Linked DNA regions of Homo sapiens: region 2 is linked to region 1. A link is a contact called in ENCODE Hi-C or POLR2A ChIA-PET data. All regions are on one chromosome and are shown on one strand. The core of a region is the stretch at or near the end of the contact, and the rest is flanking DNA. Distances in the headings are between cores, read along the strand shown. Region 1 holds the start of USP8 (ubiquitin specific peptidase 8). Region 2 overlaps TNFAIP8L3 (TNF alpha induced protein 8 like 3).

The links. A loop is a pair of places that touch in the nucleus more often than their neighbours do. ChIA-PET counts read pairs that join two places held with the same protein, here RNA polymerase II (POLR2A). Pooled maps may share reads with other maps.
Region 2: a pooled map shows a loop between it and region 1 (5-fold over the local background). The contact joins the enhancer-like site here to the promoter of USP8 in region 1. A Hi-C loop is called at or near these places in 1 of 168 maps with a recorded cell type or tissue (ascending aorta) and 7 of 50 pooled maps. POLR2A ChIA-PET finds 5 or more read pairs at or near these places in 2 of 52 experiments (PC-9 and naive thymus-derived CD4-positive, alpha-beta T cell).

What each region holds. Positions count from the first base shown.
Region 1 is chr15:50,421,337-50,429,264 of GRCh38, forward strand. It overlaps USP8 (ubiquitin specific peptidase 8), which reads left to right and starts at 3,069. Exons shown (of 20, transcript NM_005154.5): 1 at 3,069-3,178. RefSeq lists enhancers at 1,892-2,888, 2,927-3,316 and a silencer at 2,767-2,816.
Region 2 is chr15:51,074,389-51,082,316 of GRCh38, forward strand. The region is part of intron 1 of TNFAIP8L3 (TNF alpha induced protein 8 like 3); the gene reads right to left. All of the region lies in intron 1 of MIR4713HG (MIR4713 host gene), which reads left to right. Among named protein-coding and RNA genes, the nearest start is that of TNFAIP8L3, 17 kb to the right of the region's middle. RefSeq lists enhancers at 2,383-2,939, 3,204-3,498, 4,545-4,704. Within about 2 kb of position 2,938, at least 21 of the 41 ENCODE cell types and tissues checked have a DNase peak (open chromatin) inside an H3K27ac peak, as active enhancers do; they include ascending aorta, where a contact is called at or near this core.

The sequences.
Region 1 (7,928 bases), core at 1,819-4,318:
TCTTGCTATGTTGCCCAGGCTGATCTCAAACTCCTGACCTCAAGCAATCCACGCACCTCAGCCTCCCATAGTGCTGGGATTACAGGAGTGAGCTCCCACACCCAGCTGAAAAAGGTTTTTGTGGAGGGAGTATGATCAGGAGAAAAATCATGGAATGTGCTCGAAAGAGATCTAAAGGGCCATGGAAGTCAAAAGGTTGAACTCCATAGAACAAAACATGAAGTATGGAAAGATTCTTTAAAAAACACTTGACTTTGGAACAAAATCCAAATTGTTCCCATGATTTCATTCTTTGACATTATGTTCATTTTGGTTATCTTAGTCTTTTCTCAGAATTCCTCTTTAACAGAGAATTATCTAAAAGCCCCTGGCTAAGTTAATGCTTATGACTATGGTCACAAATGGATGGCTTGGATTTTATTTGTTTTGCAGTGTTTGTAAATTTTTTTATGTATACTGTTGTTGTCAACTAACATAATCCGTATGTATATGGGTTATATATATATATATATATATTCCCCAAATTTAAAAACCAGTTTGGAGATTTTTCCCACACACAGAAAATCAGAAAATTGGCAATACTCTGCCCCATTACCACATGGCAACAATGTAGACAGGCCATGAGTTCTCCACATGGCCCTAATCCCCACCACTCTTAAACAAATCTAATCAGTTTTATGTATATTATATATGTATATTGCTGTGCTTCTCCTTCCTGCCTGACCCTGCAAGACCCCTGTCTCAGTCTCTCTCAACATGTCTGAAGGACTCGAGGGCAGGTGTCAAAGGTGAAGGCCCTCATCTGGATTTAATGTCCTGGACCTTGAAACAGCAGCTAGTGTTTTGAGCTCTAAGCTAACACTTTGGACTTTCTTTTTTTTTTCGAGATGGAGTCTTGCTCTGTCGCCCAGGCTGGAGTGCAGTGGCACCATCTCGGCTCACTGCAAGCTCCACCTCTCGGGTTCACGCCATTCTCCTGCCTCAGCCTCCTGAGTAGCTGGGACTACAGGCGCCCTCCACCACGCCTGGCTAATTTTTTGTATTTTTAGCAGAGATGGGGTTTCACCGTGTTAGCCAGGATGGTCTCGATCTCCTGACCTCGTGATCCGTCCGCCTTGGCCTCCCAAAGTGCTGGGATTACAGGCATGAACCACCGCGCCTGGCCACATTTTGGACTTTCAGTCATGTTTTCTTTCCCCAATGAAATAGAAAAGTTTTATTTCAAAGAGGAAAAGGGTGCAACAGCTGCAACATACATAAAACCTATTTAGTTTTACTTGGGAGTGGGAATCAGGAAACCTGGGTTCTGTTTTTGACTTAGTTTGGATAAAGAAGGGTAGTTAAGCTGTCCTTATGTCTCTTACCAAATGGAGAAAATACTGCTGTAGTTCACAGCAATTTGGGGAGTTTTAGATTCTATGGAAAATGGAAATCCTATTTGTAACTTAGATTTTTTCTTTGGAGAAGGAGTCTCGCTCTGTTGCCCAGGCTGGAGTGCAGTGGCACGATCTCGGCTCACTGCAACCTCCACCTTCCAGGTTCAAGCGATTCACTGACTCAGCCTCCTCAGTAGCTGGGATTACAGGCACGCGCCACCATGCCCAGCTAATGTTTGTATTTTTAGTAGAGACCAGGTTTTGCCATTTTGGCCAGGCTGGTCTCAAACTCCTGACCTCAAGTGATCTGCCCACCTTGGCCTCCCAAAGTGCTGGGATTACAGGCGTGAGCTACCGCTCCCGGTCTAATTTTTAAATTTTTGTTTTGTAGAGATGAGGGTCTCCCTTTGTTGCTCAAGCTGGTCTCTGTCTCTTGGGATCAAGGGATCCTCCTGCCTCAGCCTCCCAAAGTGCTGGGATTACAGGCCTGGGCCACTGCAACCTGGCCTTCATCACAAATTCATTGAACACACTTTCTTTATTTTATCCTTTTTTATTTTTAAAAATTTTTATTTCAGTAGTTTTGGAGGAACAGGTTGCATGGAAAAGTTCTTTAGTGGTCATTTCTGAGATTTTGGTGCACCCATCACCCGAGCAGTGTACACTGTACCATGTGGCACACACTTTCACTTAAAGCATTTACTAGACCTCGCTAGCCAGATTTCCCATCCCTGAGACACCTGGAATGTTCCTGAGGACTTAGTGACTACTGCCTAAAGCTCCACCCAAGTCAATTTTATGTTTACAGGCAACCGGAGCATCCAATCACCTTTCTCTAAGAGAGTACAAAGATCAGCTCGCGAGAAAGTTCAGACGTCTCATTTCGTTTCTATTACACGGGGCCTTCGCCCAACCAGACGGAGTCTTGCTCTGCTGCCCAGGCTGGAGTGCAGTAGCGCGATCTCGGCTCATTGCAACCTTCGCTCCCCGGGTTTAAGCAATTCTCCTGCCTCAGCCACTGGAGTAGCTAGGATTACAGGCGCACGCCACCACGCCAAGCTAATTTTTTGTATTCTTAATAGAGACGGGGGTTTCACCATGTTGGCCAGGCTGGTCTCGAACTCCTGACCTCATCATTTGCCCGCCTCGGCCTCCCAAAGCGCTGGGATTACAGGCGTGAGCCACCGTGCCCAGCCTCGCCGGGGCCTTTTAAGTGACGTTAAAAATTGTACATAAAATATGTTTTAGGATAATACTTGTTTTTCTTTGACCAAAGGCTTGGCTTCAGAGAATGTTTAGCCAGAAATAGAGGGGCGTTAAATCCCCTTTTTTCTAATTTCCAATCTGAGGAGGAAAATAACGTAGTAAAGGGACGCAAGAGCAACCTTGCTTCTTCCACAACAAGGCCCAGGCGCCGCCTTGCAACCCGGAAATGCAGGGTGCAGTGCGGGGGGTAAGGGACCGGCCAACTATGTTGACCCGACTCAGAGAAACCCCGCCCTTGCCGCCACCGCCCACCCATAACGTCCTCCTCGACCCTCCCTCGACCATCCCTCGCCCCGCGGCCCTCACCGAAAAGGGGAGGGCGGTGGAAGAGAGAGGAGTCAAGGGAGCGCACGCGAAGCCCCGCCCCTGCCGTGACGTCTGGAGACGCGACGCGTCGCCTCGCAATGCAAATCGGGAAAAGGGGGTGAGCTGGGCTGGCTTCCGTCCTGGTAGCCAAGGCTAATTCTCCCTCGAGTTCTTGGGAGATGGGCATTTGGCGAGAAGGCTGGCGTTAGTGAAGCGCGCCCGGCGTCACGGTGAGTGCGGGTCTTGGGCCCTAGCACCTGTTCTCTGGGAAGTCGTCCGCTGTGAACGATGAACGCCTTTCCTTCCACCAGCTGCTGGTTACCCCGGAGACAAGCTCTGTCCGCGGAGAGGAGTGGGACAACTCCTAAAGGTAGAATCAGCTTGTGGAGAGGAAAGGCCCAACCTTGAGTCTTTTACGCCATCTACCTAGGATTGCCAAGCGAGTTTCGTGTGTTTTTTTGGTTTTAAAAGGTGGCTTTGACCAATCTTCCGTTCTCTTGGACACTTATACCCGACTTTGACCTCTTTCCTCTTGCTTCCGGTTTTTTTTTTTTTCTGCAATCTGCCTACAATCCCAGGCCTTACTGTAGCTCCTAAAACTGTTTCCCAGTTTCTCTTCTTCCCCAGTCACACTTGATTTTAGTGAAGTTTGAGTTTAAAGACCCTATAAGCTTGTCAGAGTTAAAACTATGACTTCCTCAAATAGAAGATTTTTTTTTTTTCCCCTAAAAAGTGCCTTCCATCCTAGAGTTGTGGGACAAGTTAATTTCACCGCCACTCCACCTTGGAAATTATCAGAATCCTTACTAGCAGTGATGTGCATTATAAAGCTGCAGACCACCCTCCTGGGTTTATTTCTTGCCTCCAGTTCATTCTGTGACCTTGAACAAGTCACTTAATCACTAACAAAAAATTTACCTGACACGGAGGTGTTGCAGAGCCTAAGGAATTTAGTATTTGTTAAGAGACCTGAGGGTTTCAGATGAAAGGGATTTATATCTAAAGGATGTTACCTTTTCTGAATCTGCAAAGCATCGTTAGTTTTGTAAATATCTTGCTGCAGCCATTAAAAATGCCAAGTGGTATTTGTTAAGGAAGTATTCCTGTTTTAGGCTTGCTCTGCTGCGGCTTTGCTATGTAAGCAGATTTTTGCATTTCAGCCGATTCTGTTTAAGATTCGTTGGTGAATGTCATTCATGATGGATTTGGGTAGTTTCTCCTTACAGCATATCCCTGGACTATTAAGCATATCTGGAAGGTGATATCGGTTGTGTTATGTCTTTATCATGTTGATATGGCTGCTTTGAAATATGTATTCCTTTTCTTGTGACACATTGGATGCATCTTTAATATTAGTGAAGACCCTGTAGTAGTTTAAAAAAAAAATACACCTCTCATTAATGAAATTTTGCACATAGACATCTGTTTTTTTAAGAAAACAATGTATAAGAAAAACTAACAAAAATGTTTTAAAGGTGCCTTTTTTAGCATTTCGTTTTTTAATATATTTACTTGGACTTTAATCTTTATGGGCATTTGTTTATTAATGTGGACGTGGCTGGGCGCAGTGGCTCACATCTGTAATCCTAGCACTTTGGGAGGCGGAGGTGGGCGGATCACTGAGGTCAGGAGTTCGAGATCAGCCTGGCCAACATGGCGAAACCCGGTCTCTACTAAAAATACAAAATTAGCTGGGCGTGGTGGTGCACGCCTGTAGTCCCAGCTACTCTGGAGGCTGAGGCAGGAGAATCGCTTGAACCTGGAAAGCGAAGGTTGCAGTGAGCCGAGATTGCGTCATTGCACTCCAGCCTGGGTGACAAGAGCAAAACTCCGTCTCAAAAAATAAAAAATAAAAAGCGTGGACATAATGGAAAATAATCAAAATGACTTTTGGGTAAGACAGTTGGAAAATAAAGCCAGTACATTAAATTTTTTTCATAAGTCTAGCACTATATTACGAACTTTTCTCCATGAAAATGCACTCATATTTATGGAAGTGAAAGGAAAAAAATGTCTTCAGGTATGTGTTGCTAATAAAATTAGATATAATTAAGGAAACATTTAAAAAATACCTTGTTGTTGTCCCAGTTACCTATTGCTGCATAACAAATCACTCCAAAACATAGTGACTTAAAACTGTAATTTAGTATCTCTCCTGTTTCTCTGGCCTGCCTGGACTTAGCTAAGTGGTTTTCACCTAGAGTTTAATGCGTTTGTATTCAGATAAGCAGCTGAGTTTGGAGTCAACCGAGAGCTCAGCTGGTCTGGACATCCAAAATGGCTAATTCACGTGAAGGCGTTTGATGTTGGCTAGGAGTTCAGCTGGAAATGTCAACTGGAATGCCCACACATAGCCTCTTCACGTGACTTGAACAGTATGGCGGCTAGGTTCCGAGAATACATGTTTGAGGAGTCAGGAAGTAGAAGCTGCCAGTCTCCCAAAAAGCCTGAGCCCAGAAATTCGCACAACATTACTTCCAACATACTCTGTTGGTTAGAGCAAAGACCAGCGTACAACCCTCACCTTTGAAAGGAAAAATGTCAAAGAATTTGTGGCCGTGCTTTGCCTACTATAATTTTGATGACAAAGTTGTATTGGACTCTTGTTTGCATTTATATAGCAGATGAAGAATCAGGTACACTTCCAATTTCCAGTTTCTTTCTTTCTTCTTCTTCTTTTTTTTTTTTTGAGATGGAGTCTTGCTCTGTTGTCAGCCTGGAGTGCAGTGTACGATCTCAGCTCACTGCAACCTCTGCCTCCTGGGTTCACGCCATTCTCCTGCCTCAGCCTCCCGAGTAGCATGTCACCAAGCCCAGCTAATTTTTGTATTTTTAGTAGAGATGGGGTTTCACCATGTTGGCCAGGATGATCTTGATCTCTTGACCTGTGATCCACCTGCCTCAACCTCCGAAAGTGCTGGAATTACAGGCGTGAGCCACCGCGCCTGACCCATTTCCAATTTCTTTAACCGTAATACTTTATGTTGTAATGGCATATTACAGTTTTCAAAGCATGTTTTTGTATATTTTTTCACTTGATACCTATGGTCACCCTATAGAAGCAGACAAATAGTTCCTATTTCATTTTGCAGATGAAAGTAAACTGAAGAGTGGTGGTGGTATTGGGAGTGATTTACGGAATTTGTTCAAAGTCATATGATTAATAAATGGAAAGTAAGGCCTGCAACAGTTCCATAATATTAAATTTATTAGTACTGAATGATGAAATATTATATTAAACTTATTTGGAATTCTACATTTATAGCCGTACTAATTTTTTTTTTTTTTTTTTTTTTGAGACGGAGTCTTGCTCTGTCTTCTAGGCTGGAGTGCAGTGGTGAGTTCTCGGCTCACTGAAATGTCCGCCTCCTGGGTTTAAGCAATTCTGCTTCAGCCTCCCGAGTAGCTGGGACTATAGGCACCTGCCACCATGCCCGGCTAATTTTTGTATTTTAGTAGAGATGGGGTTTTGCCATGTTGGCCAGGCTGGTCTTGAACTCCTGACCTCAGGTGATCTGCCCGCCTCAGCCTCCCAAAGTGCTGGGATTATAGCCGTGAGCCACCATACCTGGCCCTTTTTTTTTTTAAACTGAGACAAGGTCTTGCTCTGTCACCCAGGCTGGAGTGCAGTGGCATGACCTTGGCTCACTGTAACCTCTGCTTCCTGGGCTCAAGTGATCCTCCTGCCTCAGCCTCCCAAGTAGCTAGGACTGCAGGCACACGCCAGCACACCTGACTAATACCATACTAATTCAAGTAAAACAGTTCTCATGTATAGTGAATAAGGGTTAACTAAGCCTTGTCTCTTTTGACTAACACATTACAATTTAGTTTTTTGTTTGTTTGTTTTTGAGAGGGAGTCTTGCTCTGTCACCTAGGCTGGATGCAGTGGCATGATCTCGGCTCACTGCACCCTCCGTCTGATGGGTTCAAGCAATTCTCCTGCCTCAGCCTCCCAAGTAGCTGGGATCACAGGCATATGCCGCCACGCCCAGCTAATTTTTTGTGTTTTAGTAGAGATGGGGTTTCACTGTGTTGCCCAGGCTGGTCACGAACTCCTGAGCTCAGGCAATCCACCTGCCTCGGCCTCCCAAAGTGCTGGGATTACAGGCGTTAGCTACCACGCCGGGCCTACAATTTAGTTTTTAATAATGCAGCAGTCTTCCTCTTATCTGCAGGGGATATGTTTCAAGACCTCCAATGAATGCCTGAAACCACAGATAGTACTGAACCCTATATATACTATGTTTTCCCTATATATACATTTTTATGATAAAGTTTAACTTATAAATTAGTAACAAGAGATTAACAACAATAACTAATAATAAAATAGAATAATTACAACAATATAGTGTAATAAAAGTTATGCCCTGTGGCCATAACTTGTGCAACTTGAGGTGTGACAGCAAAACTAGCACAAATTTCTTTTTCCTTCATAATTTTGCAGATAAAAGATCTTACCATAGATCTTAGCAACCTCAGCATGAGGTTTTTGGTTTTTTTTCTTATTAGGTTGAGAACTTTCACCTTTTTGCTTAAAGGAAGCAGTTTACAACTTCTTTTTGACATACGTGAATCTCTGCTTTTACACTTTGAAGCCATGATTAAGTAAAATGAGGGTTACTTGAACACAAGCACTGTAATACTGCTATAGTCAGTCTGGTAACTGAGACGGCCACTTAGTGATTAACAGGCAGGTAGCATCTACAGTGTGGATACACTGGACAAAGGGATGATTCATGTCACAGACTGGGCGAAGTGAGGTGGTGCACAATTTAAAACTTATGAATTGTTTATTTCTGGAATTTTTTATTTAATATTCTTGGACTGTGGTTGACTGCAAGTAGCTGAAACCATGGAAAGCGAAACCATGGATAAGGGGGGACTACTACACTAAATTCTGAAACATACCAATAATGGTGTAAACCCACATGTCTTTTTAATAGAGTAAAATGAAATAATTACACATTATAATACCAA
Region 2 (7,928 bases), core at 1,688-4,187, 650 kb after region 1:
TTCCAGTTTTTGCTATGAAGTATCTGCAGAAAGTAACAACCTAGCAGCAGGCTGCCTGTTGGGGAAAAGGGTGCCTTTTGGCACATGGTAGGATTCCCTTCTAATGCTCCTTCCTAAGTAACAAAGTAACAGGAGATACTGAAGAGGAGCTCCATGAACAGACCTCTGGCTCTGCCCACCGGATCCCATCCCTCCTACCAGAGGCCTGCTTGCCCAATTCAAAGCCAAAAGGAGGCTCAACTCTTCACAAAAATGGTTTTGCCCTAACCCAACTGGCTGAAATAGTCGGGATGACAGCCAAACAGTACCAGAAGTCAAGCCAGCTCTCCCTAAGGGTGCTGCCCTGGCTGCCAGCCATGCCCTGACTCTCGTGCCATAGCTGAATCCAGTGGACCCTCGCCCAGGTGGAAGAGGCACAGCTGACAGGTTGTTTGTTGCCGCTGAAGGTCCCCTCCCACCATGAGCCCCTGGCCAACCCTTATATCCCTCTTGTCAGGGAGGCTGGCCCTCACACCTAGCTCAGTGGTAGCCCTGTTCCTGTGCTGCACTGCGACTGGCCATCTACTTTCCGCATCCGGTGCTGAGTTCTTAGGGATTGATGCTCAGAAGACCTGTGAATCCCCATAAGCAGAACTGCCTACTATGCAGAAGTTACTCAGTATATGTCTTGTATATATGTCTCAGTAAATGAATGACTGATGAATGATTTTAGCGTGTTTGTTCTTGTTCTTTGAGGCTCAGATTCCATCAGTTCAGGACCCACACCTGGAAGGAGGTGCATATTCACAATGTGCAGGTGGAACTGAATGTACTCAAATGCCTTCTGAACTAAGCACAAGGTCCACCCTTTGCCTTTCATACGGAGCTATCTGCTTGGCCCACTTGGGTTCTGCCTGTCTTTGACCCAACAACAGCAGCATCACCTGGGGGCCAGAGGGATTGCCCACCATGCTCTCAGTGTTCAGTTCCAGCAGTAAACCCTTTCTCCATGGCAGAAGCACCCCTCCTTCCTGCCACCCCTGGAGCCTCCCCATTTACGCCCCTTCACACTCATGAGCTATTTTAATATACTCAGGAGCTGTCGGGCTTGGAATAGCACAGTCCACGTTCTGTCTCTCTGGGCAATCCTCTCTCTCTCTGCTGGCAGCTCCCAAACTTTCTCTACCACGGCAGGCACCCAAGAACTCAGGCTCAGAACACCAGACTGCTAACAAGGACACCAGTAGGATGCCACATTCAGAGCCATGGGAGCATGCCAACACCGTAATATGTGAAATTAGTAAACAGTCTAATGCAATAAAAATGTCAGTCTTTGGAATGCTGTAATTTTTGGAGGATGGATGCAGAACCTAAAATGTGCAAAACAATAAAATGGAACAAACTCGTCTATCTTGGAAAAAAGAAACAAAACATGGCCTGTGACAGTGGACTGAGGCTACTGGAAGGTGCTCTAATTAATTAATGTAGTAACATGTAAACCCTCAGCTTAGTGAGCTTAACAACAACTAGACAAACTGTTAGCTGTACTTGAGAGGTCAGAACACACGAGGGAGAAGAAACCAGAAGGTACTTCTGTATGGGAGATGATTTGGCAGACAGCATTATGGCTTCCTCAGTGTTCTACTTGATTTTTTTTTTAGTGAAATATGAATCCTGAACAATGACATTTTTGGATTTCAGTCAATCTGAATGCGGAACAGCAGGAAAGGGACATGTAATATATTGCTTATAATCTCCCTTACATATACTCTGTAGTAAAACTGGTTTTGTTTACGGATTTAAGACAAGTCAAGCCACATTTTTAATATCTGCTGGTGTCATGGTCAATATCTGGCCTGTGGAATGACAGTGTTGAGGGATGTTGTTAGCAGATGGGAGGTGGGATGACACCCGCAAGATCTCCTGAGGTTGGGCTCCTAAGCTCTGCTGGGACCGCTACTGTGATGGAACCACTCTGAGTCCAGGGGGAATCCCATTCACATCACGTAATGGGAGGGGCCAACTAGCTGTGGAGGCTTAACTTCCTGGAAGTTTCTCAGAAATGTGACTTTCTCTCAGGCTTCCTTTCTAAATTAAACTCTAAGGCCACAAATGGCTAAGAATAGAATTTTTTATACTTCATGGTAACGTAAAGAAGTACCACCAAAAGGTTTCACTGTTTTCCAACCAAATCACCAGGTGTGGTCACTCAAAGATGCTGAGAATGGCTGTCCTGCACAATCAAGATGCCAGGGTGTATCCATGGAGTAGCTAGCTCCTCGGATACAGGGAAAACGAGAGAGCCCAGTCCTGGTCCTGACTTTTGCCACTGAGCCAGCAGCAGGAAGTGGAAGACAGAGCCCGGCCTCCAGCCCTGCCCTGCCCCTGCCACCCCCAGCGCACTCACTGTGTGCCATGGGCCCATCTCTTTACCTGCTGGTTTCTGGGTCTGTTAAATGAGAAAGCAGACTAGAAGATTCTGCTAATTTGCTTTCTCAATTTAATAGTAACCCCTTAAGTATGATAAATTGAATTTTTGTCATCATCTGGGCACGCATCAGATGTGCGCTGATGCCTGTGGAGAGGTCCTCCGCGTTCCTCCTCTCCCGTGCTGGATTCCTGCCGCCCCCCATTCTACTCCCGCCATTCTTCGTAAATGGAATCCTCCTGCTTCTTTCTCACTGTGTAACACCTGGGGCATCGACCTTGGAGCCTCCAGCTTTCCTTATCTGTGACTTCCCTCCAAAATGCTGCTCCCTCCCCTGTTTCCCTGGGGCCCTTGACTCCTCCATTAGACCTCAGCCTCCTCTGTCAGTCCTTGGCCTGTGCTCGCCACAGAGCGTGCGGTCAGCAGGCGTCATGCTGGCTCTCCCCAAGGCCTCTTCCTGTGTTGGCCTCAGTGCCCACAGACCAAACCACAGACTGCCAGGCCCCCAGGCCCCGGCAGGCCGCCCTGTGCTGACGTAGCTGTGGGTGGGACTCGTGTCCGAAACCTCAAGGCCAGCCCTTCCCGCTGGTCCCATATCCCAGCTGCCCCGCCTGTCTCCCCAGCCTCTCATCCCGCTTTGCTCAGCGCAGCTCCTCCCTAAGCCAAGCACGCCCTGCTGCCCACCCCGCTCCCATCTTATGCAAGGGGGCCTAGTCAAGGAACCCCCACCTGGCTTCAATTGTTTGTACCCTGGCAGTTCCGAGAGGGGAGACCTTTGATAGAGACAGGAGACAGCCAAGGGGTCCCTTGCAAAACACCCCATTCAAGCCTAAAACAGTCTGAAAGCTGAAAGACCCGACTGCCGGTCCCGTAAGAAACCCGCAACCCAGAGGGAGAACACCCTTGTCTGCCCTCCCTTCCCCGACAGCTTCTCGCTTAATAATATGCACATGCGCACTGGGGGAACAGGGGGCGGAGCCTCAGGATTTCGCGCCTTGGGCAGGGGGAGGAGCCTGGACTCCAGCTCGAGTGTGCTGGCCTGGAATTCAGTCTGTGAGGTGGAAGCCTGTTAGCAGGACCACTTATTTTTTTCTCCGAGAGCTTTCTTTTAATAAATTCTGCTCCCCTCACCTTTCAATGTGTCTGCGGACCTCATCTTTCCTGGTCATGTGACAAGAACCCCGTTTTAGCTGAACTAAGGGGCAAAAACTTCTGCATCACCTTAACTGTCGTGTTCACCGTGGCGTCCCTGACATGTGCTAGGAACTCAATAATATACATTTAAACCTCAAAAAATAAATAGTGATTGGGCAGCCCCGGAAGAGGCCTGAGGAGGGAATGGCCACGGCAGGACAGAGGAGCTGTGGTTTTATTCTTCCCTGGCTTTCACCACAGACTCCTTGGTAACCGCTCTCACCAAGGTCACCAAATAATCTTGTAATTGGCCCTGAGGAGTGTTTGGAAACATGGGAGGGCATTTTCGGTTGTCACAAATATAAGCGGGGGCGGGGGGTTCTAAAGGCTGTTTCCGGGGGGCAGATATGCTAACTACTTGTAATCCTGGAACGCTGAGGGCACCCCGATACACACGGCTTACCTGGTCACCAGCAGCAGGGGACCCTCTGTTGGTCTTGCTTTCCTAACCCCACCTCTTCTGGCCCTCCTTAGCCTCCTCCAGGCCTCCTCCTCCTCTGTCTATGCTTCATGTCTGGGTGTCCTCCTGAGCTCACTCAGGGTCCTCTTCTCTCGCTAGACACTTCCCAAGTGTGAGATGCCACCCCTGTCCCATGGACTGACCCCTGCCCCGCATGTTCCCCAGTCCAGGGGACTCTCCCATCCATAACTGCTTGCCTGATCCCTCCCCCTCCACATTCAACATTTCTCTCAGCTCCTTTCTCCAACCCTCCTGAAGTCCTCTCCTTGTATGATACGTGACTCTGCCACCGGCCTGTGTCCAGACAAGAACCTGGGGACCATCCTTGCCTTATTTCTCTCCCTCACCTCCCATATCTAACGAGGCCTCCGACTGTCTATTCAGCTTCTGTAACATCTTTAAATGCACCTGCCTTCCTCTGCCTCTCTTTCGCTACCTCAGTACAGACCCTCATGGTTTCTTCCCCGAATGCTTGTCTGTCTCCTTGCTCATCTCTCTACCCCAGCTACTGTTCTATTTTCCACACCAGGCTGACAGCAGGCTTCGATGATGCTGCTCCTCTAGAAAAGGCCTTGAGGGGATTCCCATAACCTTCAAGACAGCCCAGACAACTCTTTAGCATGGCACACCAGGCCACTGAACTGACATCTGTCTTCTCTTCACCCTCTACAAACCCTAAGCTCCCAGCTCCAGGCCACAGGCAGGTCTCACCTGCACCAGGCCTGGGTCCCCTTGCACTTTTGCATTTTCTGTCCCTGTGCTGGGACACTGACCTCTTACTCTCTTCCCAGCCCAATTCCTGCTTAGCTTCCAGGGCTCCATTTGAATGACTTCTGACTTCTAGGCAATTTCTTTTTGCAATCACCTGCCCTGTCACTTATCACCTTGTGGAGCAATCAGTCATCCACTAGCTGGATGAGGAATTTTATCACCCACTGGTCTGTGAACTCCTTGAGGGCAGGGACCAAGGCTTATTTATCTGGGCAACTGTAGCTAGGGACTGAAACAGAGAATGTTCATTGCTTGAATGCATGGCTCTCACTCATGACATTTTATTGAAATGCATTCACACTCATGTCAGGAACAATAATGATAATGAGAGCTGGCATGTCCTCCAACCAGGGGCCTGAGACACTCTCACCTGGGAATGGTTGCCACATCACTCACCAGGTTGCTCTGTCACTTCTTTTCTTTTTATTAAGAAAATTATTTTCAAAGTAATACAGGGTACAATTATTTAAAAAGTCAAATCAGACTGAGCATGGTGGCTCATGCCTGTAATCTCAGCACTTTGGAGGCCAATGTGGGAGGTTCACTTGAGGCTAGGAGTTCGAGGCTGCAGTGAGCTATGATCATGCCACTGCACTCTGCACTCCAGCCTGGGTGACAGAGCAAGACTTTGTCTCAAAAAAAAAAAAAAAAAAAAAAAAGAAAGAAAGAAAAAAAAGAAAAGTCATTCCACAAGGGAGGCTTATAACATGATGTAGCATCCCCAGCACACCTCTGATGCTAGCTACTTACAGACAAAATAGTTTAAACTATTTTAGCTGTTTCAATGAATAATTACCTCTCTATATTTAAATTACATGCTTACACTGTTAATTCTTGATTTTATTTGCTTTTAACTGTCTACTACAGAAGGTGAAAACTTAGCTTTCTTTCCCATTCATTTCTCCTTCCACCTTCCAATTTGCTTCTCTTTCAACATTTGGTTAAATCAAACTTCAGCGATGACATTACTATGATTTAGCTATCATTCATAGCCAAGTCATGTAGTGTCCTATAACTTCCATGCCTGCATTTCCTTTCTTATTCATCTTGTTTTCCCAGGAGTTAAACACTATTTTTTAATCTCCTGGTTAGTTTTTTATCTGTCTAGTGCAAATTCATTCCTAAAGTTCGTAGCAGAATAGAAAGTTCTTCTCAATAGGTTCAAACACATCAACTAATCAACTGCTTCCACTTTTTTTTTTTCTTGGAGATATCTCTGGCAGCCCTCTGTCCCCCAACTCAAGTCTGGGCATGTTTCTCTTGATGCCTGACACACGTAGTCATCCTGGGTCCTCCCTTCACTCTTTACCCCTTCTCTCCTGTGTCCATCTCCTGTTTCTTGGATCTCACAACTCCTTTTTCTTAATTTGGTCCTCGGTTCAGTGGAGCACTTGGTCTAGCACAGACTTCGGCAAACCGCCTTAAAGAGCCACAGAGTAAAGGAGAAAAAGGCAAAATAGAGGATATTGTATAGGTACTTAAATAACCATGTAAAGTGTAAATAACCATGTAAGGTGTACTTAAAAATGGAAACACAAAAACAGGTGGCAGGCCAGATTTGGCCTGGGGGCCTCAGTTGGCTGCCGCCTGAGTAAGCAGCTATCTCAGGAAGAGGACATGATAAAGTCATTTTTTGGTATCTAACATATCATACAATGACTTTATTCCAACCACACCCTTGATGGATGGTTTGCCTTGGTCTAGAGCTCTATGTTGGAAATCATTTGCCTTGAGAATTCAAAGGCAGGGCATCATTGTTGTCTAAAGTTCAGTGTTGCTATTTAGAAAACTAGTATACATTGGTAAGGGCCTGTTTTTTTTCTCTCTGGAAGCTTTTAAGATTTTTGCTTCGTGACTTAACTCCAGGAATGGCCACAAGACTTGGCTTTTTCACTGCCTTAGTCCCTCTAACACTCAGGAGGGCTTGTGGGGGTGGGTGGGGGCCCAAGGCAGTGGAAACGGAGAGCAGCATCTGGGCCTGAGATGGGCTAGGGAAGGGAAGACATCTCAGGTGAGGCAGAGAGCTGGGACCAGGGAGATGGGGAGGACAGGGTGAAGTCAGGAGGAGATATTAAGCTTCTGGAGTGTGGACAAGATGGGTAGGGCCCATGGGGGGCCCAGCTTTTCTGGAAGTTTTAGATTCTTTGAGCTTAAAAGAGGCTACCCTCCAGGTGGAGGGGCTCAAGAAAGCTGGGGCAGCCATGACGGGACTCAGTGACTCATGAGAGAATGGACTTGTCCTACAGCACTCCTGTCATGTGCCCCATGACTCCCTGAACCACTGACCAGCTGCTCTTGGCCCTCACCTGGCCTTGATTCCACCTGTGTGCTGTCTTAGCACCAACCTCCACCCTCTTCACATGCTGCTCAGACCTCAGCCACTCTCATTGAGTGATGACAATTTGGCAGAGCTACTTTTTACATAGTTTGTTTTTTAACAACAACACAACAGAAAACAAAACAAAACACTAAGAATGGGTGGAAACAGGCCTCCTCATCCATTCCCTGAGTCTCGGCACATCACTGACCTCCCTCCCAGGATGAGGAGAAATCCTGGGTAGAGGTGGTTGGTAGCAGCCCTTGTGCTTACCACGCTTGCTGGTCTTAGGATGAGCTATCCATCATTTTGGGCACAATGCTCCCTTTGTCCAACAATTTGCTCCTGTCTCAATCATTCTCCCTCTCTTATTCCCTGATCTCTCCTTTTAAAATCACAGTGGTCATAGTCACTCACTTGCAAATAATAAGAAAAGATGGCTCCTTCATAAAGGCACTAAATAAGGGAACTTTCCTGCTTTCAACTTGAAAACTAAGAAAGAGTGAATTTTTTTTTTTTTTTTTAATGAGGGGACTTTTCTGGAAGCGTGAAAAAGCATAGTCAACATAGAGTCATGAGTGACTTGATGGGGCTACGTTCTCAGAAATGCATTAGGGGATTTTGCCATTGGGTGAACATCATACGGTGTACTTATACAAACCTAGATGGTCAAGCCCACTACCACCTAGGCTATATGGTACAGCATTTTGCTCCTAGGCTACAAACTTGTACCGTATGTTACTGTACTGAATACTGTAGGCACCTGTAACACAATGGTA